Regions from separate parts of the Homo sapiens genome. Here region 1 is linked to region 2. A link is a contact called in ENCODE Hi-C data. All regions are on one chromosome and are shown on one strand. Each heading gives the region's core, a stretch centred on a gene start or an enhancer-like site at or near the end of the contact. The rest is flanking DNA. Distances are from core to core; before and after follow the strand shown. Region 1 overlaps RAD23B (RAD23 nucleotide excision repair protein B). Region 2 has its middle 70 kb from the start of RAD23B.

Region 1 (2,700 bases), core at 67-2,566, 99 kb after region 2:
CAATTGGATAGTTACTAAACTAATGTAAATTAAATTTTATATACTTTTTAAAATGTGATTTTTCTAAAATCCTTTTGTAGTACATCGGGTGATTCTTCTCGGTCAAACCTTTTTGAAGATGCAACGAGTGCACTTGGTAAGTATCTGCTTTTCCTTATAAATAACCTATAAAGAGATAGGAAAGAGGTTTCACTTTTCTAGATCATGATAAAAGTGTTAATAATTTGCATGGTTGTTTATAATCAAGCTGTAAGATGATTGATTTAGGTAATTATTCAATTAATAGTGTTACTAAAGACTTTTAATGTTTATGTATTGAGTTCTTTAAAACTTGCTCTGAGTTGAGCCTACTTGGTTAAAGCAAATAAATTTCCATTTTCCGGATGTGAATTTTAAATGTGATCCTAACATGGTTGATCTGTGTATGGATTTATTACAAAGGGTCTTTGAAATGGGTATGAAATTTTTCTAAGATCTGCCTCACACTTCATGTGTATTCACCATTAGACTTAATTCAACTTGATGGCACTATACATTCCCATCTACATCTTGTTGCTTGCATTGGCTTGCAGCAAAAATGCCTTTTTATCCCAACTTTTAATTTTACCTACTGAATAATGCCTTTCCATCTCCCATCACCCCAATCTGTCAAAATGAAGCAGCATTTTTTTTCTCCCATTGTAGCATCTCTGATACAGTTCCTGCTAATTACTGGTTTATTGGCTGGCAACTCCATTCCTAGTTTGTTACTTTTAAATGGCAGGGAGGGAGAAAGCGAGGAATAGGTAGAAACAGCAGCTTTGGTGCAGTACAGGCTTCTGGATTCCTGCTTAGCTTCTACAGCAGCAGGGTTCCAGCAGCAGTACCACCTCCTAGCATCTGAGTTGGTTCTCTGAGCTAGTTGGACTGGAACTCCGTGATGCCCTTGTTGCTGTGGAAAATGGCATGTACATTTAGTGGCAAAACGGCAGTTTAAATTATCTAAGATCGCCTGGGTGTGACAACCCCAGATTTTCATCTTTGAGGAGCAGTGTCCTAAAACCACTCTGCTATCAAATACAGTGTGAGTTAGTCTCTAGCCAGGAAAACAGAAACCACTCTATTTCAAAGAGGGAAAGGCTTAATCTTAGGAAATTGTTAGGAATTGGAAGGGCTGGAAAATAGGATTACCCAGAGAGGCAGTAAACTGTCTGTGGCCTCGGCTCCAGCTGGAGCCAGCTAGCACTTGCCCCTGATGGTGTTGAAGGCTCTGGCTGTGGTCACTGCTGCTGCAGCTGGAATGCATTGATGCTCCTGAGTTCCCGGGAGCCTGGGAGGCCATGCTGTAGCTGCTGCTACTCAAGCCTCTGTGACGATGTCTTCCCATTCTCAGCTTTATGGTCTCGGGATCCCTCTACATTTTCATCTTTAATTTACCCAAGTCTCTATGTTGATTCCCTGCTTTTTTATTTTATTTTATTTTTCTGATTTATCTTGTTGCTGTACAAATTAACCTTGCTTCTTTAAACTTTCCTTCTTTGGCTGCTGTGACACCACTCTTTTCCTGATCCATACCTCAGGCTCTTCCTTCTCAAGCTTTCTAGTTAATTCTTTTCTTTTTTCCTTTATTTTCTTTTCTCTTTTCTTTCTTCCTTTCCTTTTCCTTTCGTAGTCTCACTCTGTCGCCCAGGCTGGAGTGCAGTGGCATGATCTCAGCTCACTGCAACCTCCACCTCCCAGGTTTAAGCGATTCTCCCGCCTCAGCCTCCTGAGTAGCTGGGATTACAGGCACGTGCCACCACGCCCGACTAATTTTGTGTATTTTTAGTAGAGATGGGGTTTCACCCTGCTAGCCAGGATGGTCTCAATCTCCTGACCTTGTGATCTGCCCGCCTCGGCCTCCAAAGTGCTGGGGTTACAGGCGTGAACCACAGTGCCCGGCCAGTTAATTCGTTTTATTTTACCTGACTATTAAATGTATGAGTTTTCTATGGTTCCATTCTAGGTCATAGTTCAAAGTTTAAATTATGGGAATGACCAATACCATCCATATACTATATAGATTCCCCAAATTACAGCTGCAGTACAGATCTCCCTCTGAACTCCCAAACTCGTATCTTCACATTGTCAACTAGAAAACTTTAGAACCTCCATGACTTCAGGTTTCAAACTGACTCATTTTTTATTCCCCAGTCTGATTCTTTTCTTGTTCACTTCTTACTTGTACCATCATTCATTCATCCACCCTCTGCCTCTTTTGGCCCAGTAAGTCTGTTTCTTTTCTTTTCCTTTCTCCTCTCTCCTCTGTCCTCTCTCCTTTCTCCTTTCCTTTCTCCTTCCTTCCTCCTTCCTTCCTTTCTCCTTCCTTCCTCCTTCCCTTTCTTCCCCTCATTCCACAGTTACTAATGACTCTGTTTCTTAAAGTCTCTGGAATATTTGTTTTCACTGTCATTTAGTTGCCTTAGTTCAGGTCCTTATTTCACTTGTACTCTTGCATTATCCTTATCCACCTGGTCTGCCTCTTCCTTACCAGAGTGGAAAGCAACTCTCATGGGGTCTTTGTTAATTCTTTTAATAGTTCCTCATGACCTGGAAGATAAGTCCAAAGCTTATTCTTTTTAATTTTTAAAATTTGTATATAGGGAGTACAAGTGCAGATTTCTTACATGCATATATTATGTGGTGGTGAAGTTTGGGCTTTTAGTGTAGCCATCACCTGAA
Region 2 (2,700 bases), core at 83-2,582:
TACAAATAAGAAAACTGAAGCAAAGGGAATTTAAGGAACTTGCCTAAGGTCACACAGCCAGGATTCAGGTCCAAACAGTCTGGCTCTGAGTCCTCGCTTGAACTACTATGCTATACCGCCTCCCTTCAGTATTATAATAATAATAGCTGGTGAGTATTCATGAGTAAATCCTCATGAATAATTTTATACTCACAAACTCACAAAAAACCTAATGAGGGCTAGGCATGGTGGTTCACACCTGTAATCCCAACACTTTGGGAGGCCAAAGCAGGAGGATCGCTTGAGCCTAGCAGTTCGAGACCAGCCTGGGCAATATAGTGAGACTATGTCTCTACCAAAAAAAAAAAACATTAACCAGGCATGGTGACATGGGTCTGTAGTCCAGTTACTTGGGAGCCTGAGGCAGGAGGATTGCTTGAGCCTGGGACATAGAGGCGGCAGTGAGCCGTGATTTCACCACTGCACTCTAGATTGGGCAACAGCGTAAGATCTTGTCTCAAAAAAACAAACAAACAAAGCCTAATGAGATAGGTCTTTATCCCCATTTCACAATTGAGGAAACTGAGGCACAGAAAGGTTGCTGAACTGCCCCCAAAGTCTTGGGTTGTAAGTGGCAGAGTCAGGATTTGATCCCAGGTCTGGAACCTAACATTTCAATCTCCACGCATCCTATGTAGAACTAGCAGAGATCTGAGAAATCAAATAGGGATTTGGGGCCAGCACCATCCAACCAATTTAAATAATCAAACTCCGGGTATCCCTGCCCTAGATCTCCAGCAAATGAAGCTACGGCCCAGGTGGAAAGTGTAGAGCTGGAATGTGAAGCTGTGGGCTGCCCTCCGCCTCTGCATTAGAGTATCTCTTACACAGCCCTAGTTCTCTGAAGTTCCTTCCTGTGCCCTCTGCCCTACTCACCTTCACTCAGCATCCAACACAATGCGGGTGGATCACATGTGTCCAAAGATAAACTTAGCAGGCTCACTATACATTGCATGATATGCTACATACTGTATGTTAAACTAAAATGTGCTTCATTTGGGAACACCCCTTTTTTTATGAGTGTACATCAAAAATGCAAACTATGAAAGGCAAATATTTCTTACGGTTTCGTAATTCTTAACAAAAAAAGAAAAAGAAATGCTAGCTATGAGGTCTTTTGGAAGAATTGGGCTATTTTGTTTGCTAGAATAGGAGACAGGGCTTTTTCAATAGGTTATTTCTCACGCTGCATGGATGCGTTAAGCGAGGGCTCTCACCTTCTAGTGGCTGCCCCAAGAACGATGTGGTTCATTAGTGTGTTCAAGCCCTTTCCTTGGTTCTGGTACTTTACATGAGTCAACACCATTACCCTCTGAGTCATTTCCTGTAACCCTGGTTCACAGGCTTCCACATCACAAGTTGTGTTATTTCTGCTTCTCTTCAACAAGTGCCGTTGCATACACCCAATCCAGGCCCCTCCAAATCACTTTTCTCCTAGATTTCTGCCCCAGGCATCACAAATTCCTTTCCCTCTGGTTTCTGAGAATGATCTTACTATGCACCATCTTTAGTGAGCTCCTTTCAATAGTTTCCACTCGTGGTTAAGCACTTTCTCCCCTCAGCTAAACCAACTGTGTATCCTTCCATTGAAATGTCCCACTAGTAGAACAAACTGGCTTTTCATTCATCACTCTCAACACATGATGTTCTTAAATTGTTTTTTAAAATGCATGTGTGGCCGGGTGCGGTGGCTCATGCCTGTAATCCCAGCACTTTGGGAGGCCGAGGTGGGCAGATCACCTGAGGTCAGGAGTTCGAGACCAGCCTGTCCAACATGGCAAAACCCTGTCTCTACTAAAAATGAAAAAATTAGCCAGGCGTGATGGTGGGTGCCTGTAGTCCCAGCCACTCAGGAGGCTGAGGTAGAAGAATCATTTGAACCTGGGAGGCAGAGGTCGCAGTGAGCCGAGATCACGCCATTGCACTCCAGCCTGGGCAACACAGTGAGACTCTGTCTCAAAAATAAATAAATAAATAAAATTAAAATGCGTGTTTGTGTGTTAGCAGTCAATACCACAAATTTTTATTCATATTACTAAGCAAAAACTAGATTTAAGAAAACTAGATTTAAGTTTAAAATATCGTGTAGATATATTCATCCCAGCAAATTCCATTGTCAATTCTTATGTAGGACTTTGTAGCATTGATGACTTGGCTAATAAAAATGCTGTCGGAAGTTAAGAACTACTTCTGGGCTAGTGCTCCCTTTCAATAAGAGTTCTTAAAAACACTTGACCAAACTAGGGAACTTGGTTATGCATTACAGATTTTTCTCTCTACACAAGCCACCATTTTTAAGCAAAGAAGGAGTCAGTGCAATTGTCAGAAAAGTGTCAACCATTCTCTCCAATTTATTTGATATAAAAAAAATCTGGTTTAGGATATGTATTCAGAATACAGACTATTTGTGAGGCATGATGCTGGTACCTGGTAAAGACAGGATTTCTTTCTTTTTTGTTTGTTTGTTTTTTACTGAAATGGCCATTGGGATGTTGCTCAGAGTTTTTTAGTGTGGGGAGGCTGAGAGGCTCTCAGGCTCTTTGGAATGAACTTATTTTTGGAAAATTACCAAGATTGATCACATAGTTACATAAGTATAAAGCAAGTACCCATTTCTTGTCCTTGGCGACAGCAGTGAAGTCACCATAAATCTGAATGCTG

The links. A loop is a pair of places that touch in the nucleus more often than their neighbours do. Pooled maps may share reads with other maps.
Region 1: a pooled map shows a loop between it and region 2 (4-fold over the local background). The contact joins two enhancer-like sites. A Hi-C loop is called at or near these places in 2 of 168 maps with a recorded cell type or tissue (adrenal gland and astrocyte of the cerebellum) and 4 of 50 pooled maps.

What each region holds. Positions count from the first base shown.
Region 1 is chr9:107,311,602-107,314,301 of GRCh38, forward strand. RAD23B (RAD23 nucleotide excision repair protein B) reads left to right here. Exons shown (of 10, transcript NM_002874.5): 5 at 81-136. Among named protein-coding and RNA genes, the nearest start is that of RAD23B, 30 kb to the left of the region's middle. Within about 2 kb of position 1,317, at least 2 of the 41 ENCODE cell types and tissues checked have a DNase peak (open chromatin) inside an H3K27ac peak, as active enhancers do.
Region 2 is chr9:107,212,364-107,215,063 of GRCh38, forward strand. No RefSeq gene overlaps it. Among named protein-coding and RNA genes, the nearest start is that of RAD23B, 70 kb to the right of the region's middle. Within about 2 kb of position 1,333, at least 7 of the 41 ENCODE cell types and tissues checked have a DNase peak (open chromatin) inside an H3K27ac peak, as active enhancers do.